Linked DNA regions of Mus musculus: region 2 is linked to region 1. The links are chromatin loops, found by intact Hi-C in ENCODE. Cell type or tissue: left cerebral cortex. All regions are shown on one strand. Links, peaks and the distances in the headings refer to the core of each region. The heading gives the core; the rest is flanking DNA. Region 1 has its middle 280 kb from the start of Gm52914. Region 2 has its middle 94 kb from the start of Gm19757.

Region 1 (15,690 bases), core at 4,508-12,507:
AATGGGGTGTCACAAATCTTTACTGCCTTAACCAATTATGTGGCTAGTAAGCTGGAATACATTTTTATCCTGATAAGGTGATAATGCAAGTAATTAATACGCCTATGTCTTGAACCTTTATACATATTGTTGTATCAAACACCATTTGAGTTGGAACTTGACTTCTTTTAAGATACTATGCTTTCGCATTATATATCCTGATGTTTTTGGATTATAATTTTTGATAAAATTCCTACACCAGAATAAATGAATAATTTATTTCATTTCTGTAGATATATTCTTAGCTGTTTAATGGCAACTCTTGGTTTGAAAGATATATCATCATATATTAGAGCAAATTTTTAAGATTGCTTCCATGTCAGCAAATGCACATTTCATTGGGAGTGAATCACCACAATGTCTGTGGCTATGTGTAGATAATATATGAAAACTTCTTAATGGCTGTCATCTTTGCATCAACATGTTTTTTTTATACTGGACAACTTAAGGGCAATGTCTAGCCCAAAGCTTTTGGTCATTTTTTAGAGGCTCCATTAAATTTTCCAGACTACTTAGAATACCATTTAGTAAATTGCTGCTTCAGGGCACTAGACTACAATTTTAAGGTTTAAAGAGTTAATATGCTTAAATTTCCTGACAACTAAAATGCCTAATTTCTTGTACACACACACACACACACACACACACACACACACACATACACACACACACATGTGCGCGCGCACATGTGCGAACTAACAATTGCCTAAGCGATCTTTTTCTGTAAGACTGAGAAAAATGTGAGGATTCCCAGAACCAAATAGAATGATAATAATTCAATTTTAACATGATAGGAACACTAGAGACCATAATTTCACACTTCCTCATTTTAAAGATTAACATAAAAAAAAATGGAAGCAAAGAACTTAGAGAACCATTAGCTACTCCAGTACTCTGCAAGTTTGCAACTTCAGAGCTCTGGAAAGCACATATCCTTTGATGAATCGTTAAATTTCTTTTTTTATACAAAGCAAAATATTCCCAAATTATGTTGGAGGATATGAGACTGATGAATCACAGACCAGGGAAAGGTGTGCATAATTTACCAGTGCAGGGATATAGGGAAAAGAAGAATTTATAGACCTCTTTGTCCTTTTCTCCATCTTCGCCTGTCTGTCGTTGTCTCTGTCTGTCTCTTTCTCTCTAACTCTCAGGCTATTTCTGATCTTATAATTTCTATAGCAGAAAAGAATCTAAATTGTTTAAAATCTCCATAGGGAACTTGTGCGTTGGGTTTTCATTGTGCTGGTTCAATTCTGGTCTAGTAGTAACTCTTCGCCATGCACATCTACATTCACTACATTCTGTGGCATGTTTGACATTTCTTTTGACCTTCACTACTTAATGTTGCCTCAGTTTTCCTAAGTGCTACATTTCTTCTTTATACTTTCAAAATAGATTACTTTAACTAATACACCTGTCACACACACTGTCAGTTATAGTTATCGCTAAGCAGGAAGTCTTGTTATAGTGATTATAAAATCAAATAAGTTATAAAATAGTCACTATAACCAAGACTTCCTGCTTAGAGATATTATATATAATAAGATTTAAAAAGTAATGTTATTGCAATTTTAGGGGGTACACACACACACACACACACACACACACACACAGATACACACAGTCTGTATCATGTATTCTCTCATCACTATAAAATTACATAAAAGAAGTTTCTCCTCAAGTCCCTATGTGGCTGCTTCCCTCCTATCCTACATTATTTGAAAAGTAATAAGTGCCATTTCTTGCCTAGCCATATCTTATCCCAACCACCAGCACGAGCTCCATTGAGTTGTACATCAACTTTAATTCCTCAGATCAAAACAGTTTTTTTTTTTTTTTCACTTCTAAGCTCTTGTGCCTGCTTTCTGGAAAGCTTTCAATGTTTGGAAGAATGTTTTTCTCCATTTCCCTCCTCTGATGTCTGTGACATCAGAGCTTCTTTAACCACCTTACGCTATACGGTTATTGCCCTGAATGTGCCTTTGAATGTTTTAGTTCAGTTCTTTATCTGCTTAACATATTCTTTGGTTTCAGAGTTTTCAGCCACGACCAGCTCGTCCATAGGACCATGTGGAGGTATGCTTCATTGTCAGAGCAGGGCATTTTTTTTTTAATCATCACTAAATTACAGATTCAATGAAAAACACAGAACCTACCAAACCCTCATGGGAGGAATTGTTTATTTCCTCTCATGGTTTCAGAAGTTTTGGTCTGTGTCCCAGTCAGTGTTCTACTGTCCTAGTCAGTGTTCTATTGTTGTGAAAAGTCACCATGACCATGAAAAGCTCTTGTGAAAGGAAACTTTCACTTACAGTTTACAGTGCACAGACTTCTGAGTAGGGAACATGGGAGCATAGCAGCACACAGGCAGATACTGTGCTGCAGAAGAAGCTGAGAGCTACATCCTGCTCTGAAGGCCCAAGGAAGAAAGAGCTACTGGGCTCGGCTTAGGTTTATAAAAGCTAAAAGCCTACCCCATGTGACACATTTCCACCAACAAAACCATTACCCCTCAAAAGTTCACCTCTGCTAATCCTTCTCAAGTGGTGCCCCTGCCTGATCGCTAGACATTCCAATACATGAGCATCTGGAGGCCATTCTGATTCAAACCACCACAATCTGTAATGCTTGGGTTCACTGTTTCTGGGCCTTTAGTGAGACAGATGCTTGTTACCTCATGGTGGTAGCAAGAAGGGAGAGAGAAAGAGGTGGAGGAGAGGGAGACATTTGAGAACAAGATACAAACCTCAAAGACTCCTTTAGTGACTGTACTGTCATGAGCGCCCACATCTTCCAGTTTCTAGGCTCTCATATGGTAGCACCATGCATTTTCCGAGCCTTTACTTCTGACCCTGTGAAATTTGTGTTTAGAACACAGCAGCATCTTGCAGACATGTAGTATGCAGAAACTGTGAAGGCCATGGGGCAACATCCCATGGAGCAACCAGCTAGAATGTCAGTGGTACCCAAATTGAGTAATGTTCTTATAATGCATAGCATACTTTCCATTAATTCCAGTGACCACTCACGGGCTTAGTTGATGCCATGCTTGTTTTTAGGGCTGACTTATTCCTTTTTTAACCCCTTCAGTAATATTGTACTTTTGGAATATTATTATATTTTAATGGTGCTACTTTTTATGGATATAGCTATGATCATTACTATACAGGCCTACATAACATTTGGTTGCTCTTTTGGGCAAGGGTGAAGTCTTGTCTTTGTGGGACAGAGGACACTTGCATATACACCACTGAAATACAGGAATGAACATTGGGGAAAACAGTGTCTTCACCATCTCTTTTATGTTTGATAATTACGTATGCCATGACTTCCAGTAATCAAACTATAAATTTTGTACATACAAAGACTTTGAAAACTTTATTAGTGAGGCTAAGGCCACCATTCATCTCTGTTTTGGACTTTGTGCATGTGGAGTGTCTCAATCGTTTAGTCAGAATTTCCTCAGTGTGACAAACAGATGAGCGACAGTGTTAAAAGCAAAACAACTTCTTTTGGCTCAGAGGTTCAGGTTGTCAGCAGAGAATTGTGAGGCAGAACAATGCCATTCAGTTTCTGACTTCAGGGAGAAGAATGAGAGATAGCATGAACATATATACTAGTGCAAGCCTCTTAGTTGCCTTCTGTTCCTTGGGAGGGGGGGCCCTAGTTTTTGGATAGTGCCATTTTCATATTTGGTGGGCCCACACCCTAAAATAGCTGTTCTTCATTTCAGTGGCCTCTGAGAATTCTTTCAGGAACACACTCAGCAGGTTTCCTAATGTCCTAGTGGAATACTAGAGTACAACAAGTTGACTTAATTAACAGCAATAGTGTAGTTCAAATTTATAAAGTTGGTGTTAATTTCGTGAGTTTCAAAATTCACAGTGCCCAGCTACTTCTATTTTCTGCATTTCTTTTCTTGTCATTGTTTATATTAATTCTCTCTTTTCACTTATAGAAACAGACAATTAGACAGATAAATGGATACACATAACATGTATATGTATGTTCACGGATATACATTTATGTGTATGTAAAGATCTCTCTACATGTGTGATTGAAACCAACTCCTTTCTGTTATTTCTGAAATTGGCTATCAAATACATTACAAATAAACACCTCTCAGATCGGGAAAAAAAAAACAAAAAACAAAAAGAATCCTTAGCTCTCCAGTACAGAGGCTTACTTTTGGTACCAGTAGAATACACATTTGCACATTAGCTTTAATACTACCACCTACTGATGCCAACTCTACTATGCCGATGGAAGAATTTGGGCCCCTTAATGAATGCCAAAATAGGGGCCAATATAAGTAGATTGACATGCACAATGTCTATGGATTTCAGTTTTTAGCACATACACCATAAGCCAGGTGTGGAGCGAGGTGCATGCATGTAATCTCATGGTAAAGACATGAAGAAGGGAAGTTAGCTAGCTCAAGGTCATCCTGAGCCCAGTTTGAGCTCCATGTCTAAAAAAGCGATAACCAGTTTATAGCCTCTTTGCTGATGGGCTTGCTCCCTGGTAAGGAAGAGGTTATTAAAATGTGTTTTCATGAAATCACCTTCCAACTTCTGTTTCTGCAGGCTTTTTGGACGTCACACAGACTCAGATATTCTACCTGCTTGTCATAGAGTGGATGCTTTTTGCTATCACAGTTTCAGCCATCATCTCAAAGAGAAGGTAAGAGCCTGCTATATACAGGGGCATTGTGTTAGTTTGGTTTCCATTACAGTAGCACAGTCTCTGAAATTACCCACTTAAAAAAATGAGAAAAATCTATTTTCAGTTACAATTTTGACCATTTAAGTTCATGCTCAGCTAGGCCTGCTTGTTTGTACCTATGACAGGACAGTCTATCACAGCAGGAATATCTGAGGACAAAAGCTACTCACTTTATGGATACTGAAAACAGATAGAGAAAGACAATTCAGGCAGGGTCTTGATATACCTTCAAGTGCCTACCTATAGTGACCTAACTTGTCCTTCCTATCAGGCCCTGGCATAGCACATTAAGATCCCACCACCAACTGCCAATATCACCATACACAGGAGCCCACACCTTTATACTAAAGTTTGTGTTATTCTGAAACCACAGCACACACTTCTTAATTTGTTCAGTCCATTACACCCTAAAGGATATGCTAAATACATTGCTTTCTTTCCTACTGGACACAGGTCTCTGTTGGATTTTTTTTCTAATAGATGTATTTCGCTAAAATTGAATGCCTTATTTCATTTCCCGTGCTTCTGGAATCAGGTAAATAGTGTTGCAGCTGTGCACTGGGTGACGTGGTAGCTACCCAAGGTTGTGAGGCTAACTCTTACTCAGTTCACCTCTGCTTCTGACTCCAAGTAGCTATCCTGAGTTCATATCTATGTTTCATCCTCCTTTGGTACTGTGAAACTCAATCTGCCTAGAATGTATAATCCTCCTGCCCCAGCTTCCTACGTACTGCAGATACAGTCCTATGAAACAATACCTCGACTGTCTATTTAATTATTATTATTATTAATAAGTCGAGTTTTCTCGAAAACACAAAGTTATGGGCATTTTAAATTGTGTTTGGAAGTTCCATTGACTCTTGGGGAAGGATGAAAGCTTCGGCCATAGGCAGAGGACACAGCATTGTGTCCGTGAACTCTTCACTATATGATCTGACACTCAGAAATGAATAAGCCTTTCTGTTTGATAGAAACTGTACACTCCTGTACAAATCTGTGGATTACGGTGCTATTACATATGGATAAAATATGAAGACCAAGGATTCTCATGGGTGTCAATCCAATCCCATTCTACACTTGTATCCTGGTCCTCAGGACCAATAGTGGCAAGCAAACAGTTCTTACTTAGGAGAAGAATGTTAAGAAACAGTGAATTAGTTGCTCAAAATAATTTATTATGATTTTTTAAGACATTGATTAAATCCATATCAATCTGATTCAAAGACTAGACATTATCTATAAATTTGTTAAGCTTGTGAATATAAATAATTTAACTGAGAACTTAGAGTTATAAAAGACAATGTGATTATAATAGCAAGGGTAAAAAGATAAGATACATAGATAAAACTAAGTCACAGAAGAGTACCAGAATGGAAACTTGGCATTTTTCGTAATAATATATGCATGCATCCACATAGAGCCACATTCTTTTAAGAAAAATTGCCTTAGGAGCTAGGAGAGATGTCTCAGCACTTAAAAGCACTTGTTGCTTTCACAGATAATGCATGTTTCAGTCCCCAAAGGACAGCCGGCAACCATTTATAACTTCAGGTTCTGAGTATCCAATGTTCTTCATTATTGTCATACCATAATGGCCTGTTCAGGCCCTATAAGCATGTATTCATAGGCAAAAACATCTAAATACATAAAATAAAAATAAATATTTTTTAAAGTTGCTTTTAGGACTTTTGGGCAAGGCCAATTCCACGCGCGCGCGTGTGTGTGCGTGTGTGTGTCCTTATGAGAAACAGAAAGTTTTAATAAGAAAAGGAAAAAATTGGTTTGATCCTTCATTTGTTAGTATGCTTAATTAAATAGCCCATAGCTTACTCATCATGACACTTCCTTCTTTGTAAAGAATTATATAATGCATTTGATCATAGTCACTGTCATTTTTGTGCATTGGAGGCCTCTGGATCCCTTTCTCTTGCCAAGTGGTCTTTGTATGTTCATGTTCTTTCATTCTCTTATTAAATTTAGATTCCACATATGAGAGAAAAATATGATATCTGAGTAAGACTGACTTGGATTGCTTACCAAATGAACTATAGTTCCATCCTTCTCCCTGAAAGCAATGTACTTTGTTCTTACTTATGGATGAATAGTAAGCCAGTATGGAAATATGCCTTCTTTATTCATTTGTTGATAGGAAGCCAGGATAATTCCATTACTAGGCTAATGTGAATAACATTGTAATAAATATGGGCACTCGTGTGTTAATTGTGTGATGATTTTAGGTGTCAACCCACGAGTGCTACAGCTGAAAATCAACTACCAATAATATCCGGATATCTAGTTTTCTGCTAAAATACTTAATTTTATTTTGAAAATATTTGAAATAAATTCCAGGAAGCATATTTCTATATACGTACATACATGTTTATATGTGTCTATGCTTATCCATATATCAGACATTTTTTATGGGATTGTGACACATTTAGATGTGTGTTCCTTAAAAATTGTCCTGCCACATCATGTAAAAGACTTGAGAGAAATAATGATTTGGAACTTAGAAACCTGGAAACTTCTTAAGAAATGGTTAGAATAACCAAGACAGGAAATATTGAGACTCTATACCATGGTAGTGATTTAGGGTTCTCGAGAAGAACCGGATGAAAGCAGTTATGGGCCATAATGGTAGTTCACATAATCAGCTCCTTGGGCGGTCTCCAAATCAGCCTTATCTTAGTGAAACTGTAGAATACTGTTCTTAAGCACCCCTACACGTTCGGAGAATAAGAACAAACCAGGCTATTTTGTGGGTGTTGTGGTAAATTAGTGACAATCAACCCACTTCTCCAAACTTAAAAGTTAAGAAAGTAGCTTAATTGAGCCATAAGAGAGCTATCTTTGAAATATGACTCTTTGAAGAACGATATTCTATTTCTACTAATTGACTGCACTACCATCATTGCTGTATATGGTCTGTTTCACTACAAGCTGCAAACATAACCATGGTGTTCAAGGAACCAAATTTGCCCTCTGCTCAGTGAAACCTCCAGCCAAATAGTAGCTGGATTATTACTGATCACTGGATAGATATTTTCACTGTGACACAGTTAATTGGCAGGACTCATAAAAGATCTATACTGCATGCATACCCTGAATGCTAGGAGTAAAAGAAAAGTAGCCTTGTCAGACATGTTCTGAAGCCCTGCTGTGCTTTGGGCTTAGGGCAGATGCTGTTGGAAGGGAAAATTCAGAGTTTGGCAGAAAAAGAATATTGGAGTTAAAGTAAAAAAAATTATTTAAATTTTAATGAACAGTGGGTAAGTGTTTGAGATGATATGAACATTCAATTTATAAGTTAATTTTGGATTGCCTAGCTCAGAAATCCCACAATCTGAAATCCTTCTAATAAGAGTTTGGCTGTGAGTCAATTCACAGTGAAACGAGGGATGTTATTCTAAATTTAGTTTCAATTTGGATCATGAAAATTTGTATATTGGGTCATATGCACTATAGTGCCCAAAAGTACTTAATTAACTTAATGGTCCAAGACTTCATTTTGAACGAGCCTTGTGGGATTTGGGATATCATTGGTGCGTGTTTGAAGCAAAAGCCCAGGACTTACCACCAGGTGGCGCTTCAGGACTTCCTTTCTTCTACGTCACTCAGCCAACTCGGGATTTATTGATGTGTGAAAGAAGTAACACGTTAAGGTATTCATCTCCAGATGATGGCGTTGAACTTCTTAGCAACAATATACTCATACTAATTTGGTGAATGCAATGCACCAGATTTCTCAAACACTCAAACTAAGATTCTTACTATACAATAGTAATGATAATGTCAGGGTCTTGAATACTTACACAGTGTATTCACTGAGCTCAGTAACTCCCAATCCCAGGAATCACACCTTGCTTTTTGTACTCATTAACTCAGCCTCCCAATGGTCCTATCGAATAGGTATAATTATTATTTGCATAATTTCTTTCCAAAAAAAAAAGAGGATATAAATAAGAACCCAGAGAGATTATAGACTCATTTATTTACAAGGCTGTCACTGAAACTCAAAAGCTTTCTGCTCTGGATGGTCAAATCTTGCCCAGCATCCATCTAGCTATGAGGTCAATGCCAAGGCTGGCATCCAGAGAACTGTTCCAGTCCCAACAAGTGTTTGGGACTGAGGGGGAAATTCTAAAATTTCATCTGACATCAAATTTCCTGAAATTGTTTTCTTATTAAGAAAGACAAAAAAGGTAGGGAACAACTCCATTCATTAGCAGACACATAAAGACTGTCACCGTGAGGAAAATACACTGGGGTTGCCTTTGTGAATGATTTCAAATCGTCCCTCGCTTAATTGCTTAATATGAACATCCCCATAGAAGAAGCCTGCGTTTCCCTTCCTTGTTAATAGGATTGTCATTTTGTTTTCTCTTTCTAACTCTGAACAGCAGATAACATTCTGTAACAGCTGTCCCCAAAGAGGCTTCAACTCAGCAGAGAGCAGACGAATATACATGTCTGATCACAGGCTTGTTTTCTGGGGGAAAAAAAAAAAACCTGTTGGGAAAAAGCTTAATCGCAAACAGAGATGTAACTCAGCATGGAGAGTAGTTCCTTCCCCATTTTGACAATAGCCTTAATCTTAATTACTGGATTCACTCCAAGGAAGAGTCAGATTAATATACCTGCTAGAACACCACCCAGGTCCTCTAATTAATGTAAAATGTTTCGGGAGGTGCTCCAAAGCAGGATTTGGCTTGTTCCTACCATTTTAAAATGTCCTAATTAGGATGTGTTCTTGAATAAAGGTTTTCTTATATGTGAACTCTTGGAAAACCAGAAAGCTTTACAAGAAGCAAACCACAATATCTAAAGCAATAGTTATGGTATAAATAGATTAAAGTATGAATCTAATATCTTCAATTCAGAGTGTAGGCTTAGATGGTGGTAGTGTCACTGGGATTCCGGCCCTTGCTCTCACATCAGGGCAACCCTCGCAGTTATCAGACTCTTGAGGATGTAGGCCAGTTAGGGTATCTGAAAATATTACAAAGAGCTCTTGATCATTAGGAAATAATGAGTTATATGTATTTATTTAATGGGCTAAAGATATGACTGAGATTATTTGTGCATGCTGTTCTGCAGCTGTCTCAACATTCACTCCCAGCTTTCAAGTCAGGAAACTTACAATTGCTTATAACTCAAGCTTCAGGAACTCGGTGTCTGCTTCTGGCCTCTGCTGGCATCTACATTCACATGCACATACCCATACCCAGACATAATATTCAAAAGAAAATGAATTGTTAAAAACAAAACAGAACAACAAACCTTGCAGTTTTTTTTTAAACAATATAAAATGGAATTTAGGGTTCGGGAACCGTCTCAGCCATTAAGAGCAAGTCTTGCTCTCACAGAGGAACTGAGTTCAGTTCCCAGCTGCCACATCAGGTGGCTCATAACTGTCTGTCACTCATCTGTATGAAATTCAACACCTTATTTTAGGCTCTTCGGGCACACGTAGCTATACATAACTAAAACAGAAGAAATATTTTTTTAAAAAACAGAAATTAAATAAACACTGCCACTCACCTGAGTTGATACTTAGGTATAGAAGGTAGTAGTCTTGATTTATTGTACATATTAGACACACGAGTTTTGTTAGTGTTAAGCATCACACTGGGTAAGATACCAAATATGGAATTTGCTATTGAAGAAGCAAATCTTTCCTATATATTTTACTCATTTACTTTCTTAATTAATAATATAGTTCATCATATGAATATATTTTTATTAAATTATTTATGTATAATATCTAGTAAATTAAATTTTTAAATGTATTTACATTTGTGTGTATGCAGTATATGTATTATGAATGCTGTATGCATACATGAGGGTGTCTGTATACAAGCCCTTGTGCATATTTGAAGACCAAGGGAGGAGGCCTGGAATCGTGTTCTATCAGTCTCTGCCTTATTACTCCCAAGTCAGAGTCTCACGGAGCTTGGAACTAGGCTGTCACTTCCCTCAATTGGGGATTACAAGTAAGTACCACTACTACTAAACACAGTGTTTTACATGGGTGCCACTCAAGTCTTTCTGTTTGCACTGTAAATAATATTATCACTACTCCATTGATCCAACCCTCTATTAAAATTTGAAACATGTCACAAGGAAGAAAGATCATCATATAAATAAGCCACAGGACTTTTGTAATCATTTTGTCTACAAAATAACAACAGAAAGTAGTCATGCTGGCAGAATTTTCTATACAATAGTCAACATTGATAATCCTGGGACCATACAAGAGCTCTTTACCCTGTTTATAGAGAGGAGAGTCTAGAAAGTTGAGTTTTAAGTCAGAGTAAGGAAGAAAAATGAAAGAGGTAGGGAGAGTTTGGTAAATGAGAGCATCACATATGCAGATTCTCAAAAATAACAAAGTAGAAACTTTACCCATGAATTAGGGATATTCTGTAGTGTTGGAGGTAAAACAATCACAGCTTACTGGTAAGAAACAGGGGTCTGGATCCTAGAGAGCTTCCTTTTGTTATAATGAGAGGAAGTTTCAACAGAGCAGTTAGGTTTTATCTTACCATCATTAACAAGATATGCAAGCTTTCAAACCAAATCCTTCTGTACTGTAGAAAGATGGCTCCAGATACTGTCTGAAGGAAGAATGGATAAGAAAAGAAGGGATCAAGGTGGCAGGTGGTACCTACAATTGATTGCTGAGAGAACAGTCTGCTGACTCGGGTTGCATTATTAGTGATTTTTCTGTTGCTGTGGTGACCCACCCTGACCGAGACAACCGATAAGAGAGAGAACTTGTTTGGAGCTACAGCTCCAGAGGGATAAGCATTTGTCATGGTTGGAAGGCATAGACACAATCAGTAGGCATGGTAGCTGCAACAGGAAGCTGCATGTTCACATCTTGAACCTCAAGCCCAGAGCAGAAAGAGTAGACTGGGTATAAGCTGTGAGTTATACTTCAAAGCCAGTCCCCAGTAACTCCCTCCAGCATGGACATACCTCTTACACATCCCCAGAGTATAACCAACTGGGGATCAAACGTTCAAGTGCTCAAGACCCTGGGAGACATTTATTATTCACATCGCCATGGTGGTAACCACACAGATGGGCAAAGCTGGGTAACATCACTCTCTACTAGAAAAATCACATTACCTGGATTACTGATAAAAACCTAGAGTAGTGAAGCAGAGAATAAGAATTTCTCTATTAAAACAAGGTGAGTGTAGCTCCTGATCCTGACCCTAACTTCTAATGCTGTAACTACAGGTATATGCCAACATACCTGGCTAGGAAAATACATTTGATTTTTAATATTTTATAATGAATAAGACAGAATGCAATGTTGGCAAGAACAACTTTGAAAAACACTTAACAGTGCTTCACAAAGCATCTGGTAGGAAAACTGAATTTTTAACAGTGCTGTGTGTCCCCGATATTGGACTGACATATTGCTTTCACCTGAGGACCACTATTTTAGTAATTTCAAAAACTCAGAATGTAGGATTGGCAAGATGGATCAGTAGGTAAAGGCGTTTGCTGCCGTGCCTGAATATTTGAGTTCAATCCCTATGACACCCAGTCTAGAAGAGATAATATGTTCATGAAATATGAATGTGCACACCCACACACATAAGTGCACATACATGAATCACATACACACATATAAATGCACTAAAAAGAACTTCTTAAAATATGTGAATATAAATTGTTCACTGATAAGCATTTTTACTAGCCAGATGAAATTTCTTTGGGGACAGTTTTATATTCACTTTCTAAATTCTTAGTCATAATCATAGCGTTTATTATTGTATTGATTTTCTAGATCCAAAAAAACCCAGAAGTAGCCAAAGGAAGACAGTAGGGGGCTTACTAGCAGGTGTAAGAACAAATGATGGGTAAAGTTTATTCTTTTGGGAAGTTTTTGTCCTACTGTTTCTAAGTGCCTGATGCCAAGAACAGACTATTTGTAGAAAGTGTTTGGGAACTAGAAAGAAGTTCTTAAGAGAACCAACATCACAAAGTAAATAATTAGTTCCCCTTAGACAGTTTTAGAAGCAAAATAATACTGGAACTGAAAGACCCACAACGTGAGGCCTCCCCCATGTTCTGACTCAGGAGGGGTGACACCCCAAAATCACCCACGAGAAACGGTCTTGCTGCAAATTGCAAGAGGATTTTTATTCAAGAGCGCTCTCGGGCCCACGGTTATACACCATGCAGGGGTAGAGGACTGTGGCGCCCCAAGTAGCTGAGTAAGGGGGTATTTAAAGGAAAAAAAAAAAAAAAACACAACTCAAGGAGGTGGGAAGGGCGTTGTTGGAAAATACCAAAAATACCAGATAAGAGTCACAAGGAAGTACAAAGTCACGGGTGTCACAAGGAATACCTGGTAATTGTTAACTCTCAAGACAGTTTCTAAGAGCCCCTAACAATAGCACATTTGCATTGCAGCTTCCGGTTATGGTCAGGGTGACTTTCTTTGAATGAATACTCCTTGAACTCAGGAAGTGGGTGGGTGGAGGAATGTCACTATCTGTTTTATGATTAGCATACCTTGGAGCACTGAGTTTACTACTCTTTCAGAACAAAATTTTTTTTTCTACAATCCCAAATTTAAATCCAACTTCTCTATGCTAATGTAGTTGTATTAATGTGATTATGCAGTAAAAATGTCCAACACTAAGTTTAATATATTTTCTGTTTTCTTGTTCATTATCTTGTTACTAGGCCTGGCATTTCTCAAACTGACTGAGCTCTGGGTCTTAATACTCAGAACATTAAAGTCTTAAAATCCTGAGAAGTTGAACCTTGGGAAAAGTCGACACAATGATTCATTTTGTTAATTATAATGTGACAAAGTTAAAGACATGTAGCAGTAGGTATGATATGGAAGCTAATGGATATGGACAGGAATTGGCTATAAACAGGACGACTTTCCTGGTAAGATCTGATGAATCTCAGTTTGCTGTGGACTAATTATACCCTGCCTCATGCATATCTCACAGCTCTTTAAAATCTTCACTGTGACTGAAGATTGAAATTTTATATGTGAATCAAGTTCATTAATGTTACCCTGATATATTGTGGCTTGTAGCATTATAAGAACAGGACAATAGCCAACCACTACTATACACATGTATCCTCAGGGAAGAAAACATGTGCAATGAGACAGTCCAGAAGTCAGTGAGAACGTCCTCACAAAAGGTTGAATCCCATCAGACATTGATCTTTGGATTTCCTAGCTTTGGGCTCTGAAAAAACACATTTCATTTTTTTTCTTTTTATGTATACTCAGGATGTTTTATTTTGAAAGCTATTGTCCCTCAAGGTCCCACATATGAAAGACTTAATCCTTACTCTAACATCCTTTGGAGGCCAGACTCTTTAAAAGATAGGTTTGGACCTACTAGGATGTGTTCAGTTTATTGAGGAAATATCCTTAAATGAGCTTTTGAGAACCCCATCATATCCTCTGTCTCTCTTTTTCCCTCTTTATTTTTCTCCTTGTTTTCTCTTCCTGGCTATGAAATGAATATATTTATATCTCCACACTATTATGGCATGTTCTAATGCCTGGCTACAAAGCCCAAGCCAAACAAAGGCAGTCTACCACAGACTTTAGTGTCAAAGTTGAGAGCCAAGACAAAGATTTCCACTCTATAAGTCAGTCATCTTGCACATAAGAAAAGCTGGGTGATACATGGGATATAACATTTTATGATGAATACATTTTCTAATTTATATCCAAAAAAAGATTTTTATTGACAGCTAGATGCTCATGCCATAGACAGAGTGACACTAAGCTTATCTTAAGGGACACATAAGAAAAAATTGTGAATAGATTCTACGTATTTTGTATACTTATTTAAAGCTTTAAACTCCTTTGGCAGGAATTTAAATTCTTTTGGATGTTGCATACTAGCTCTCACAATGGGAATGAATTACTTTTTTTAGTATGCAGATCCTGGACAAACCTATGTGGTTAATTTTATTACATGAAGTGAAGCATACTTTTCTTCAGACATTTTCTATTTCAGGAAATGGTACAGCGCGTCAGGCACCACAGTATGGAGCTTAGAATAGGATAATACTGAAAAATGACACCAAAAGGTGATTGAAATGAAAAAATAAATCAGATTAAGCTACTATGAATGTGGTGCCTTTTAAACTAAGTAGGTTTATTTTATCTCTAGATGAAGAACTCTTTAGCAACTAGTACATTATTAGATAAAATAATCAATAGCATTCACTGTGTCTCTTGGGATAAATATAACATGGAGCCTGTTCCAAGTTTAGCAGAGAAGGGAATCCTTATTTAACATTTGTTGATAATTTTTTGTTGACTGAACACAAACTAGAGTCAGGTAGAATGACTCATGTAGTCGTGTAGAAATGGTCTCTATTAAACTGGTCTATTGGGAATTTTTTTGATTAGTGATTGGTGTGACTGATACTCATCCTGGAAAAGCGGCCCTTGGTTACATAAAAAAAGGTACATGAGCAATCAATGGGGAAGAAAGGCAGTAAAGAGCATTTCTTTATTGTTCCTGCTGCCATTCCTGCATTGAGTTCTTGATAAGATGCCCCTCAATGATGGGCTGTTTTTCTGAAAGCCAAATAAATTCATCTCCAGCTGATTTTAGTTAGTATTTGTTCACAGCAATCAAAAGCAAAGAAGTAAGACACATACTAAAAGCTAATGTTTCTACAAAACAAACAGCTTTCTCAGTAATGTGTTTTCTACATGAAGTGTCTCCCATGGATCATGTATTCGAATATTTCAAACTCTGTAAAAGATGTTTGTTTGGGAAGACTGTGGAACCCTTTGGAGGTGGAGTCTCATTAGACAATGATCACTGGGCTTGGGCCTTGCCAGTTTAAATTATGGCCCTGCTTCGTGTTCATTCTCTAATTTCTGACTTCAGATTCAATGTATGTTTC
Region 2 (15,690 bases), core at 4,203-12,202, 1.4 Mb after region 1:
CTGACAGAGACTCTCAGGAGACAGCTATATCAGGCTCCTGTCAGCAAGCACTTGTTGGCATCTACAACAGTGTCTGGGTTGATGATTGTAAATGGGATGGATCCCCAGGTAAGTCAGTCCCTAGATGGTCATTTCTTCAGTCTCTACTCCACACTTTGTCTCACTCCTTCCATGAGAGTTTTGTTCCCCACTTCTAAGATAGATAGAAGTATCCACACTATCTATGGTCTTCCTTCTTCTTGAGTGTCATGTGGTTTGTGAATTGTATCATGGGTATTCTGAGTTTCTGGGCTTATGGGCTAATATCCACTTATCAGTGAGTGCACACCATGTGTGTTCTTTTGTGATTGGGTTACCTCACTCAGGATAATATACTTCAGATCCATCCATTTGCCTACAAGTTTCGTAAGTTCGTCGTTTTTAATAGCTGAGCAGTACTCCATTGTGTAAATGTATCACATTTTCTGTATCCATTCCTCTGTTGAGGGACATCTGGGTTTGTTCCAGCTTCTGGCTATTATAAATAAGGCTGCTATGAACATAGTGGAGCATGTGTCCTTCTTACATGTTGGAACATCTTCTGGGTATATGCCCAGGAGAGGTATTGCTGGATCCTCCAGTAATACTACTTCCAATTCCCAATGAGGGAGCCAAAGACCTGAAGGCTTTTGCAGCTCTGTAGGAGGAATATGAACTAGCCAGTACCCCCAGAGCTCCCAGGGACTAAACCACCAACAAAAGAGCACACATGGCAGCATTCATGGCTCCAGCTGCATATGCAGCAGAGGATGGCCTAGTTGGACATCAATGAAAGGAGAAGCCCTTTGTCCTATAAAGGGTCTATGCCCCATTGTGGAAGAATGCCAGGGCCAGGAAGTGGGAGCAGGTGGGCTGGTGAGCAGGTGGAGGGGTGAGTGGGTAGGGGGAGGGGATTTCTCAGAGAGAAAACTAGAAAAGGGGATAACATTTGAAATGTAAATAAAGAAAATATCCAATAAAAAAGGGAGTTAAAGTTGTCAAAATGTAAAAAAAAAAAAAAAAGAAAAAAGAAAAAAAAACAACAAAAACAAAAACAAAAAAAAAATACAACCAACCAAACAAACAAACAAAAAAAACCTAGAAGTTGTCAAACAGCCCCTTTTATAGTGATTCAGGCATACCTGGTTGTTGCCAGGTAACTGTGGGGCAGAGCATATAAAGAAAGATAACAATCATAGACTGGTTTTTTTTTTTGTTTGGTTTCTTGTTTATTTTCAGTGTGGTTCTTTAAACGGTATATATTTCCACAGTTGACACACTGCACCTTGTGATCTCGAAAGCCACATACATTACTGCTGTCATCAATTCTCTCAGATGCGTCTTTAAGCACTTGAAAGTTGGCAGAAGTGTTTTGAGCTTCAAAGTTCTGATTAAAAGTTGTTTTGTCACTGTTTTTTGTTTTCTTGTTTTTTTTTTGTTTGTTTTTTCTGAAAAGATGGTATAGTAAGTAGTCACTGTAAATAGACACAGTTTTACTTTGGAAAAATAATGTTCCTTTTTAAAAGCAAATATTGTCACTTATAATTAAGGCAATTTTTGTCAAAATAGCCATTTTACTTCAGAACGTGTCAATATTATGTCCATTTCCCATCAAGTCACAAAGAATATTAAATTTATATGTCATCAAGGTTTTCAACTTAGCTACATTACTGAGTTTTGCACATTTATCCAGGACACTTATGATTTTGCCCTACCACGGTTTCTCTTCTCGCCTCTATTTCTTTCCACTGTGAAGAAAACAATGACTTCCTGTGCAGTTTATCAAAACTGGCATGATTATATATAAAAAAAAAATAGCAGATTTATTTTTACCTAAAACTGCTTTTGTTGTATTCTTATAGATGTCAATGTGAAAGAAAAGTCAAATTAAGATGAAAACACTTCTAACATTTTTGAACGTTTAAAGGTTTGCAGGGGTCCGTCCTCTAGGTACCCAAGCTGAATACATGTAGCCAATATACAGTACAGTGACATCTAAAACACTCTAATCACATAGGAAAACCATGCAATGACTGCATAGACTTTAGATCCCTACCTGACCCAGAGAGCAAGTCCACTCTCTGCAAGATAACACTAATGAGAAAAGAGGACATATATCCAGGAAAATATTCAAAGACTGTCACAGCATCCTATGGTGTATAATAGCAAAAACGGGGGTGAGGTGGGGTGAGGAGAACTAAATATGCTAAAGTAAACAATAGCATTAAAATGAGTGTAAATCTGCTCATAAGACAATGCTCTTGAAAGTTAATTGGAGAAATGTGGATATATCCAACAACACAGAAATCTTAAAAACCATATTTTGAATGAAATAGCTGTTACATACAGATTTGATATGGTGACATTTAGATGAAAGATGACTAGGAAGGATAGGACAATTTTTTTTACAGTACTTCATTTAAAATGCCCTTTATATAAAAACAAACAAACAAAACAACAACAGAAACACATTGCAGTGGCCTCAGTGGATAAGGGAGCTTGCCATGTAAGACCTGAGTCTGATTCCCTAGAACTTGTGTGAATGTGGGAAGTGAGAAGCAATTCCACAAACTCCTCATATGTGTACTGCACCACACAAGACTCCCATGCAAACATATACACGCACAATACTGAAATATCTGAAAAACATCTTATGATCACTAATGTTCTTTTGTGAACAAACTACATTTTATTACCAAAGTTGTGTTTCCTTTTGGCTAACTACTACACACTTTATACATACATGTATGCTACTAGAATGACAGTAAAGATTATCCTCATTAAACTATAGCTGAATTGAATGTGCATTTATGATCTGTTGAGTAAGTGACATGCTCTGGTACTATGAGATACATTGCAGAGTGTAATAGTTCCTAAGAACTTAATATTTTATCTATGTTTATTAGCAATATTTAATATCTTAGAAGGCACATTGGAGGAGGAAATGTTTCATGTTACTTTCAGAATCCTATTTTCCCTTGGTGCCTGGTCTCTAATTTCTATAACTTAGGTTTTTAAAATGTTTACTAAAAATTATGTCTCTTTATAGTGTATATATGTGTATATATATATGTATATATATATATACTAAATATATTTGATATAAATAACTATAAATAGAACATAAATAACTATAATTATTTTATTTATAATTATAATAATGGCATATATGCACTAAGTATATATATACTATATACATAAATAAAATTATATATAATAATGTCAAAATGAGGATAGCCAGTTTTATTTCCCAGTTATTACTTTGTGGTAAAAATCTAAAATTCTTTCTTGCTTTGTGAAACATACAGCATATTATTATACTTTAGTTATCTTTCATCAGCAGCATAGAACAGATTTTAATATGTACATATAGTTCAGTGCTTATGGGACAACCTTACTCTATCCCTTTCTCCCCTCATATCCCCTTCCCTAAAGCTTCTAGTAGCAAACATACTACTTCTAGCATCTTTAAGATCAAGGATTTTAGATTCCACATATGAAAGATGTCCTGGAATACTTCTTCTTTGCCTGGTTTATTTCACTTAGCATAGCTGCTTCCAGTTTCATCCCTCCTGTCACAGATCTTAGGATTGTATCCTTATAAATTATTGCTGATCATTGAATAGTTGTATCATATTTCTCTGTTCTCAGCCTTCACGAAATATCTGTTATGCATTCAACTCACCAAACTGTGTGTATTAAGTATGATGTAGCCAGGAGAAATGGCTGTGTCTAAGAGTAATCATATATTTAATCACAACTAACTGTAACTCCAGTTCCAAGGACACTATTACCTCTTCTGTCCTCCCTGTGCACTGTAGACATGTGGTATACAGACATACATGCAGCTCACATACATACACATAAAATAAAAATAAGTAAATCATTTCAATGAGAATGATTTGCTCTAAGTCAAATGTCAGTGCATTTAATTTAAAAATATTTCTAGAAATAGTATAAAATGTATATACACATATAAATACTATAAATATATATTTTATTTATAAATGAACTTCATACTCTTAATGAGACACATAGAAAAAAACAAATGTCCTAGATTGCCTAACAATAAAACAAAACAAAACAAAACATGAGAGGATGACTTAAAACATGTTCAATATAAAAATACTGGAGAAATTTCAAAAATATCCTAGCAAATTTCAAGATGCAATTTAATATAGAGAAGGGAGTTAAAAAAAAAAATAAGCTTGTAACAAATAGAAACCTATGGATGATGCATTATAGCTTGGTAATCCAATTTCTAAATATGAAAATTAAAATTATGTGTATTCTTAACTAAAAAAACATAGACATATAAAGTTTAACATAACCTCTTACCCTTGAAAGTAAAGTAAAATATAAAATTTACACATGCGCATTATATAATTTATTTACCTGTGTGCTGGAAACATAAACCCTCAGGTATGAAACAAGCATGGTGGTAAATCTTTAACCTAGATTTTCAATATTTAACATGCAAAAAGAAATACAAACAGAGCTAGTCAGCAACCCAAATTTAATTGGAAAACTTTAACAATGTTCTGACAGAGTAAGTAAACAAAAATGGGTCTGGGTAATATATTAATAGGGCTTATTTTATGTGTGATTATATTTCAAATCCTAAATCCTATGTAAGCACTGCTTCTTCTTTTCAAGAGCCAATGGAACATTTACAGTGATTGCTCATATATCAAGCTATAACGAAAACACCAATAAATCCCCAAAAGGAGAAATAAATCCAGCCACATTCCCGGCAGTTTATTACTGTACAGCTAAAAACTAATAACAAAAGTTATATCTTAACTTGATTTATTTTAAGATATGTACCTTTGTAGCAATTTTCAGAATATAGAACATGCTCTTGGTTCTGCAGATTAGAGTTACTGCTCAGATCAAAATATGAATTTTGAAAAAAAATACCAAAGAAACAAAAGGTCGCAAACCAGGAGGGGAAAATAGCCATTAATCACTTGCATTGATAATTAGACATCTTTCTTTTCCCAGTTGGACTGTTGCTTTGCCTAAAAGCTGCTTCTACTCTTAATGCAAACTTCTTTTGTAATCTAAATGATGAAGAAATCTAAGTTATATGATCAGAGTAACCAATAATTATGGATCTTCTAATAAATCAATGAATTCAAATAAACAGCATATTCCAGCATTTAGTAACTCAGCTGTGGAAAGAGAGGTACTTTTCAAGGATAGTTTGAATTCCAACGAAGTGGGATCTTGCACCCACACTGAAAGGAATTGGGGAAGAGAAAGGAAAACCTCAGCATTAGAGGTGCTAGATCCAGATTATGAGAAGCCTTGGACTAAAGTACTTGGCTGATTTTCTTGCCCTTACTTTTATTTGTGTGTGATCTAGCAGTTACAATCAAAGTATAACATACGTCTATGAAAACGGAAAATCAAAATATTGCATTATGTAAAGCAAAACCAAAAATAGTCTGAATTTCAAGAAAATGAAACCTCCTGCTAATGAGTGGAACAAAGGAACAAGAGCTGTAGCTAAAACTATTTCTTTGGATTTCAGGTAAGGTCTCTTTAGCTAGGCCATAGGACCAGTGTGGTAGATTGGATTGCCTCCCACAGATTCTTATCCTCAAATCTATGATCCTCAATTGAAAGAATGATAAAGGAAAAATTAGGAAGGGTGCCCTTGTTTGGGCAGGTATATCACTTGAGGTCAAGATTAACATTTCAAAAAAACATTCCTAGTGTTTTCATTTGCCTCATGATTGTGCATAAAGATGATAGCTCTCTGCTGTTTCTTCACTCACATAGACTCTAATACTTTAAAACTGTAAAGCCAGATTAAACACTTTCTTTTATAAGTGGCCTTGGCCACGGCTTCTTCAGTGTTCCTTAATTTGAGTTAGACTGGTAGGTTCGTCATGATCCAAGTCAAATTTGACAGTTTCAATGAAGCAATCAGTAAAGGATGCCTGTTAGTGCAGGGTATCTCTCTCTGTTTCCCCATCACCAGTAACCTTTAAGTCTTGTCTTGCTTAAAATGAAGTAAAGCTCCCCAGACTTCTCATCTTTTGTTCTTAATTTCTCTTTGTGAAGTTTTTGCATCTTCTGTGCCATGATATTGAAAATATCCTCTCCTTAAGAAAATTAGTTTCCATGGTTTGAGCATCCACTGATAAACCTTTCTCATGATAACTATTACTATGGTAGCTCCCCAAAAGGAACCTGAATTATATCAGGTCTCCTATTGCCACATCCACTCCAGTAAAAACTATGTACAGGCCCAAATGCTTGGCCTCAGTCCTGAGGCAAAAATTTCATGGAAACTGGTCTACTGGAGCCTTGATATCTCGTAGTACAGATGTAGTCCAGATTTGTCCTTGTGATAATCGGTGTTATATTATAAGTAATGCTACTCATTCCGACATAATGCCTCCAGTGTTGATAGTGAAAGAAATCAGACATTGCAGTTTACTGTGTAAGAGCTGTATCTCAGGACAAGTTTTACAAAGTAAACTTAAAATTACCGCCGAGTCTCTCCCATATGCAGGAATTTACAATGGCCTAGGAAGAAGGGGGGTTGTGGTTGAAGGAGGAACTACAGTATTGCATCATTCATGAAAATACTAGAGATCAGAACCCCCTGGTGCAAGCTTTCACAAAGCTCAGAGGAATGGCATAAATTGTGACTAGGGTGTGAAATCCTCATGTGGCTCCTATAATGGCTGACTTTAGAAAGGGCTCCCTTTGATCTTAATTGTAACCACTGCCTAGTTCCTGCCAATCTTTATGTACGCATTTCTCTGTTTTGTGTCAGATACCTTCAATGTACCTCAGCTGATGTGTCCCCTATCTTCTATTTTTTCTTCTGTATATAAGTCTGATGCCCATTTTGAGAAATTACTTTCAGATACAGCAGTCTCTCTGTATCAGTGTCTGTCACTTTTCACTGACTTCTTGTCCAGCTGAGTACCAAAATCCTGGATCCCTGTGGGTTGAGAGACCGACTGAATCCAGTCCCCAGCATCCTATCATTGTTTGCTGTCACTGCAAAGGATTTGTTTCCCCCACTACTGGTTCTTTCCCTGTGTTATTTGTCTCCTCAATCAGCTGTAAATAAGGTAAATAGACATCGTAAAAATACTTTTATTCTAATTATTATTCTCCTATGTTTCTTAGTATCCTTATAACATCTATACTCCTTTCAGTAGATCCTAACTTATGTACTTGCAACTCTTAGTACCCTTGCTCCCCCTAGCTGACATATCAAGCCATTTCCTTTCCCTTTGCTGAATTACTCACAGTGTATTCTTCCTATTCATAGTTCAGTGGTCATTACAAACATAACAAGGGTTGATCCAGATTTGGGAACTCCTCCTTTTTTTTCAACCCCAACACCAGGACTGCCTTTTTGATATTAAATAAAAGTGATTTCTCAAAGTTTTAGCCATCGCTTACCCTCACCAGAAAAAAAATATTTGCTTTCCTGTAGAAAATGAACTATCATCATGATACTGACCACGGCCTACTCTCAAGCTAAAAGGTATACATTCAAACCCTTACACTAAGCCCTTTATTTCTAATGGTCAATCCCCTGTAGAAGCTAACTGTATTTTCTCAGTCTCTGAAGTCTTCAATCATTTATATTGTTATCATTATAGCACTATAATATAAGCAATATATCATTAATTGTTTATAGTTATAATTAATATATAATACAATTAATATAACATGATGATAATCATAATAATATAGTACAATAAAAACAATTATCATTAATTGTTTATAGTTTATGGTTAGCAAGAGAATTTGCTATAACCCAGAACACTTGAATAATAATCCTCTAAACAAACAATAGAAAGAAGTAATGGGCTGTCCAATCTGGCATGAAAGCAAAGTTGATGTCCTTAGACTTTTCATATTAAGCAAATGCCAGAAAGGAATAGAGTTTTCTCCAGCATTTCTAAAGCATAATAATAAACTTAAAACTATACAACCATCTATGATGATTTTCTTGGACAGCAATGACAACAAATGATACTTGGGCATATATGAATATTATAATATACCTTCTTTGTTAAATATCAGTGTCCTCAAAGACCTACTCTAAAAATATGGCTCTGTGTAGCTCTTATTCCCTTTTAAAGATACTTCCATTTGCAGAAGATGGAAGCTACTACAGAAATCCACAACTGCTCAAAAGGCAGAGAATAAGAGACTCTGGGATGCCAAGTCTCAGATGCAATATCACCAACATGGTCCCTACCCCTAACGTGCAGAGGACATCATAGAAGAGGGGCAAGAAAGACTAAGTATGGATGAAGAAAATAGCACAAGACTCTATCTATAGATGAAGTGGCTACTGAAAGATGGAGAATGAGCCTCCTGAGCCTTCAATAGGTTATCTAATTACAAATAGCCCTAAGAAAATGTACATATGAGCAATATTAAGTTGGCTCAGTAGTATGTGTGTGTGTATGGGTGTGTGTATGTGTATGCACATGCATACACACACACATACACTCATGTGCATATGCATATGTGCAAACACATGTAGTGAGTTAAACAATAATTATAGAGGAGCTCATAACTTAGAAGGGAATGGACAGCATGATGGAGAGAGTTTGAATGGGTTGGGTGAAGGGTGGAATGGTATAAATACAGCAACATTTTATATATATATATATATATGTATATATATACGTATATATATGTATATATATGTATATATATATATGTATATATATGTGTATATGTATATGTATATGTATGTATATGTGTATATATATATATATATATATATATATATATATATATATATATAGTGTACATATATATATTCTTTCTTTGACGACATGGATAACTTTGTGAGAGTTTCAGATCCCCTAGAGCTGGAGTTACAGACAGTTTTGAGCTGCCATGTGTGTGTGTGGGAATTCAACCCAGGTCCTCTGGAAGAACTTCAAGTGCTCTTAACAGTTAGCTGTCTCTCACCCCACACAGACAGTTTTTAAAACATCATTAATGTTTCTCTTTCAAAGTGTGAGACAGGAGTATCTTCATCGACAACCTTTAAATAATGTTAGAATGAAGAATTCAAAGGTCCACCCAGACTCAGTGAGTCAGAATTTTAATTTTACTAGTATGTCCCAATATCCCATCTGCCATTTAACTTACGAGTCCACATAAGATTTAACACTCTAAAATGTAAATGTTATTTCTGGCATTCTATCATTTATTTCCCTAGTTTAGATGTCACAACAACACAGTAGCTAGGAAAAATGATGTGCAAATAAAGCCCTTGATGAAATATGTATGATAAAGACTTGGAACAGTGAAAACAGCACTGGATGAGATGATTTTCAGTTACTGTGGTTTCATCTATACAGATTTTTATGGGCTGAAAAATATTTGCTATGTCATACTGAACAGCAAAAGAAGAAACAGAAGACTGCATGCCGTGCATCTGAATGCCAGAAACAATAATCATAAATAATTACCAGATGAAATATGATATGATGCTGGGGAACAATTTTTTGGTTGGTTCTTACAGATTTGCACTCTCCCAATAATCATGCATTTTCAAATGAGAAAATGTATTTAGAATAATATATGAATTTGTTTTCAATGTGGAAAACTGCAGAGGGAGATATTGTGGACATGTCATATGTCCTTCAAACAGATTATAACATCTTACACAGGATGTCATTTTCTTCCATTCTGTCTTCACCAGCTTAATACACAAATGCCTCTGTTACACCAAGTAATCAGGGAGATGTAGTGTTACAGTGAGATGTAGTGTTACAGTGAGATGTAGTGTTACAGTGAGATGTAGTGTTACAGTGAGATGTAGTGACCTTACTGTTCGAGGCCTTGCTTGCTTTGTTGCTACCCCTTCTCTGTGTGGTCTTCCTCATGTTTGGATAATAAGTTTTACATGTAAAACATGGTCATGATATAGAAATTAATGAGCCCAGGACCCATGAAACCATTTGAGCTTGAGAAAAGGATCTGTGTAAATAACGAAAAGCAAATTCAGCTATGGCCTACATCCTGAGATTATTGAAATAAATTGTTACTAAAAAGTTCCAGATGCCAGGTACCCAAGAGGTTCCCAACAGGGAGGACATTAGTTGAAATACCCAACAAAGGGGAGATAGAAGCCATAAAGACTATTTCCAATGGATAGACACGGCTCCCAGTTGAGGGATGGGCCACTCACCCAACTCAAAAATATTAATCCAGAATTTCTCCTGTCAAAAGGAAATGCAGGAACAAGAGTGGAGCAGAGACTGAAGGAAAGGACATTCAGAGTCTGCCTCACCTAGGGATCCATCCCATCTGCAGACACCAAGCCAAGACATTATTGCTGATGCCAAGAAGCGATTTCTGAGAGGAGCCTGGTATAGCTCTCCTCTGAGAGGCTTTTCCAAAAGAGCCTGACCAATACATATGCAGATGTACACAACCAAACATTGGACTGAGCACCGGGACCCCAATGGAGACATTAGGCCAAGGATTGTAGGGGCTGAAGGGGTTTGCAACCCCATAGGAAGAACAACAATATCAACCAACCAGAACCCTCACCCCCAAAGCTCCCAGGAATAAACCACCAACGAAAGAATACACATGGGAGAGCTGGGTGGTGGTAGCGCACACCTTTAATCCCAGCACTTGGGAGGCAGAGGCAGGCAGATTTCTGAGTAAGAGGCCAGCCTGGTCTACAGAGTGAGTTCCAGGACAGTCAGGGCTACACAGAGAAACCCTGTCTCAAAAAACCAAAACAAAAACAAAAACAAACAAACAAAAAAATACACATGGGAGGACCCATGGCTCCACCTGGATATGTAGCAGAGGATTGCCTTTTTCGGCATCACTGGGAGGAGAGTCCCTTGGTCCTGTGGAGGCTATATGTCTCAGGGTAGGGTGATGAAGCAGGAATGGGTAGGCAGGTGGGGGAGCACCCTAAAAGAGGCAAAGGGAAGAGGAGGGAATAGGGGGTTGGGGAAGGGGAAAATGGGAAGAGGTATAATATTTGAAATGTAAATAAATAAAATAAACAATAAAAATGAAAAAAATTAAACCTCTGAGTTGAGGATTTGTTTGTGCTATCCACAGAAAGTGTTCAGATTCACGTATCTTATACTTGGGAGATTATACTTGGGGGTCTTGTTGGTTGATATTGTTCTTCCCATGGGGTTGCACATATAAAGTTTGTTAGTACTCTGTTTTGTAATCCTATTTCTGTGTTTATATCATACTATTTAAATCTACCCCTATAAGTGTGGTCCCTTCCTCTATTCTTCAATTTCTCCTGCATCACCGACACCAACTCCATAAATTCCTACTGCCCGTTATAATTATTGTTTGTTGATATTCGAGCACAAATTATATATCTGTCATCAACTCTCAGTGCTAACCACCTGCCCATTAGCTTATGTTACAGTACTTAGTCACAATGGCAGCTCAGAAGCTTGGGGAGGCTGGTGAAGGCAGGGGATTAAGGATTTTCATGTTATATATACACACAATGATGATTCACTGGTCCTTACTCATATTGCTATGAATCCATTTGATTAGTTCGTATGACCCTGACATTCCTAGTCTTTTAGTAATTACTTGCATGCCATTGAATGTTTCCATAGTACAAGCAAACCAGGTCCATCCCCTGAGAAGGTTCACAGTCTCCCCCACATTACTAATAGTAAACATCAACAGGAGACAATATTGTTTCTTATTTAACAGAACTAGCTGTGGAATCAGGCAAACCCGTTTTATGTTTCCATACGTTTGCTCAGTATCTGTGTGACCCATGAGCAAATCATCTCCTAATATCTCAGTCTCTCCGTCCCATTTATTCATCTTGCTCTTCTCTCTAGAACTATATTCATGCGACTATTCAAATGACAACCCAATGTCCCCTCTTGTATCTAAATTAGGAACTTCCTAAACCAGCTTCCTTATCATCCCACAACACCCTGGCCCTGATATGTTTAAGTCTTATTTTAGTCAATATTTTCTAGAGAAAAAGAGCTAAATAAGATGTGTGTTGTTGTGTAAGACTGCCTGTTGCTTTCCCTATGCAAATGTCCATTTGCTCCACATAGGGAACCAAGAACAGAACAAATAATGATTTCATCAATGTCCAACTTTGCAAACTAATGAATTCATTGAGGTTACCTATAGGAACTTCGTAGGGAGTGGTTCCAATACTGTCCTGTTCCTCAATTGGTTCTTATCTGTCAGTAAAGAAAGCTATGGGCCAACTGCTGAGTGGAAGGGACTTCCAGGTCCCTGGAGGAAAAAGGCAGATGCAAGAAAGAAGAGAAGAAGGTTTGTTTTTTTTTGTTTTTTTTTTTTTTTTGGGTTTTTATTTTTTTTTCTTTGCCATGCTTTGGAGGAAGAAAAAGCTAGCAGCCATGTGAGGTCTTGAGAGGAACTTGGGCCTTGGCCACTACTGCAGGCAGGTAGATGGTCAGGGATGTTTGGCAGGGGCCAGATGAGATTAATCATGGAAGCTTTAGGGCTGGTGGGAGAGATGGAGATAAGAAATTGGTAAAGGCATGCTTTTCCAGGCAGAAGATAGCAATGCTCAGCAACTGTGTTAAGAGAAGTTGAAAAGGAACAAAATATCCAAAATATGCTACTAACCATTACAGCTGGGTGTGGGTCTTAACATATTTCAGCCACACCTTTTATTAAAAATAAATTATTTTATCATACAATAGAATCTGAAAACTTTTCTCCTCCCCTTACTCCTCCCCATTCTGGCTCCCTCCAGATTCACTTCCATTGTAGCTCTCGTTAGAATAGAACAGGTTTCTAAGAAATAATAGCCAACCATAACAAACTAAAATATAATAGGATAAAGCAAAAAGCACCACACCAAGACTGCATCAGGCAAGCCAATAGAAGGCAAAGAGCCTAATAGCAGGCACAAGAATCAGAGACCCACTTATTTACATGCTAAGAGTCCCATAAAAGTACTAAGCTGAAAGCTATAGTATATATACAGAGGACCTGGTGCAGACCTGGGTAGGCCCTGTGCTTGCTGCTTCACTCTCTGTGAGTTCATATGAGCCTTGCTCAGTTGATTCAGAGGAACTTGTTCTCCTGCTGTCCTCAATCCCTTTCACTTTTACTTCATCTTCTTCTTCCACATCGTTCCCTGAGTTCTGACGGGAGGAAGACGTTTAATGGAGACATCCCATTTAGGGCTGTCTGTTCAAAGGACATCCTTTCTTTACAATGTCTGACTATGAGTCTTTGCATCTTTTGCCATCTGCTGCTGGAGAAAGCAGTAAAGCATCTTCCTAAACTCACTTACCCAAACTATTTTTTTATGAGGAATGCAGGTGTAGAACTAGAAAGAATATACTCTCTGCCTTAGAATATTAGAATATCTCTTACTTCCAGGATAAGAAAGTTGGAGACATAGTTTGGCTTTTTCAGGAGTGACCAGGCAGTTACCTGTGTCTGCTGTGTATGCTTACTTCATTTCAAAGGAGACTTAGATCACTGGCATTTTATGTGGAAGACTGAAATAACCTTATGTGGACCAATATGAAATGAGCCATTATAACATGAAATTGACATTTCATGTCTGTTTCAGATACAGCTGAATGATACAGAAGGAGGATGCTGGCTCAGAAAGGCACTGAACTATGAAAATAACAGAATGTCACTAGGCTTTATTTCATTGTTACTTTTTTTTTCTTTAAAGGGCACTAGTATTTGATTTAACCTCTGTCTCTGGGCTATCTAGTCTCTGGTTCTTGGTCACCTAAGCAGTATGAGGTGTAGAATAGACCTTGAAACAAATAAAACATTGGTTGGTTACACCGATGAGATGTGTACCAGCATTTCACTAGCATGCATTGTATGCAGGATAGAGTGAAGATCACCCATTTTGTAGGTGGGTTGGTGTTAGGACCGGCCTGCAGCTCTCATGTCTGGGTTCGAACCTGGAAGGCATCTTGGAACTGGAAGAGAAGAGGGAATCTAGACAGGTTGAGAAATAATGGAACCAAGACAACTAGTCTGCTCAAGGTTCAAATTTTTAATGGTGGACAGGCTTTATAAAGGAGAGGGGAAAGCCCATTTCCACCAAATCATCCTTGGAGCTCACCTGCAGGTGAGCACGTGTAGGATTGGATGTAGACTCTGGAATAGCTAGGCAGACTCCCAGCCCAGCAGGTAGCAGCAGCGGCAGTGGCAGAACAATAGAGTGATCCAGGGAGGCAGGCTCCACCCTAAGTAATCTCCTCAGTGGCAAGCATGGTCAAGATCTGGCTCAGCCTGCTTCAGGCTTGTGGGAGACTACAGGTTAGTGTTTCCATTTCTCTTTTAGTAGCCCATGGAATAACTTCCCATACCAAAGACACTAGAATGTAGTTGGGGGAAGGTATCAGGTAGGGACCAGTTCATCCTCCATGTTCAATGAGTTGTGCAGGTGTTGTCTTCAGCAATGGAGCCTTGCTGTCACTTTGTGGAGAACAATCTGTTGTCTTGGCAACAGCATGGGTTATTTTCATGGGGCCTATTTGGCCAACAATTCAACTAGTTGAAACCCAGTCTTGTTACTAAAGTCTTATTGACAGGGATGGCTAGTTGGGGTTCTGTCTCCCCTATTATTTAGACACTTAGTTAGAATTGTGCTTATATTTTAGAAAGTTTCACTGCATTAGGTGTCCATATCACTGTCTAATGCCTCTCAATTCTAGCTGACTCCTCAAACCCACCCCCAGCATCATCTTTTCCCTTCCCCACCTGATCTTCCTTTCCCATTTTCTCATTGCCCACAGCCCACCCATAAAACCTATCCAGTTTCCATCATACAGGGAGGTCTGTGTGCCTTTCTCAGCCCCTTCCAGTATAAGTAAGTAAGTTATCTGGATCTATGGGTTTTAGCCTGATTATCATTTAAGGGCTAATATCGACACTTAAGCAAATACATACCATATTCTCTTTCTGGGTCTGGGTTACTTCACCCAGAATGACTTTTTTATCAGTTCCATCCATTTGCCTGCCAATTTCGTGATTTCATTTTTTTAACAGATGAGTAATACTCCATTATGGAAGTGTACCACATAATTTTTAATACGTCTTCTGTTGAGAGGAATCTTCTGATTCCTATTTCTGACTATTATGAGAAGGCCAGCGAAGAACATGGTTGAGCAAGTGTTGTCTTGCTAGACTCCTTTGGTCCTATGCCCAAGAATGGTAAAGCTGGATCTAAGGTAAACATTCTGAACATTCAGAAGAAATGCTGTTTTGATGTTCAGAGTGGCTGGACAAGTTTGCTTCCCCACCAGCGATGGAGGAGGGCTCCTCTTGCTCCACATCCTCCCTAGCATGAGCTGTCACTAAGTTATTGATCTTAGCCATTCTCACCGCTATCGTCAGTATATAGTTAGTATAATAAAAAAAATTAAAACAAGCTGCATTCTCTTTTGTTCATCTCTCATTAAGATTACATCTTGTCTTTAATCATAAGCAAACATCTTAAATTTAGCTTACTTTTTCGTCCATATGCTCATGTTTTTTAAACAAATATGCATTATTTTATTTTGTTTATTTAATTTTACTTATTCACTTTACATCTCACTCCCTGTCCCCCTCCCAGTCACCACTCTGAGTATACCCTCGCCCCCCCCCCCCCCGCACATCAAGTCTCTGAGGGACTATGTATATCCT

The links. Hi-C counts contacts between places; a loop is a spot of excess contacts. Peaks named below come from ENCODE experiments on the same cell type or tissue, not always from the same donor. Only the 100,000 strongest peaks of a DNase experiment are listed, where the experiment ranks them.
Region 2: a loop joins it to region 1, with 9 times the contacts of the local background. A loop is called at or near these places in 2 of 42 quality-filtered maps.

What each region holds. Positions count from the first base shown.
Region 1 is chr6:104,020,310-104,035,999 of GRCm38, forward strand. No RefSeq gene overlaps it. Among named protein-coding and RNA genes, the nearest start is that of Gm52914, 280 kb to the left of the region's middle. In left cerebral cortex, for the core only: a CTCF peak has its summit at 8,343 (motif pointing right); a DNase peak (open chromatin) is centred at 8,353.
Region 2 is chr6:105,391,265-105,406,954 of GRCm38, forward strand. No RefSeq gene overlaps it. Among named protein-coding and RNA genes, the nearest start is that of Gm19757, 94 kb to the right of the region's middle. In left cerebral cortex, for the core only: a CTCF peak has its summit at 7,259; a DNase peak (open chromatin) is centred at 7,266.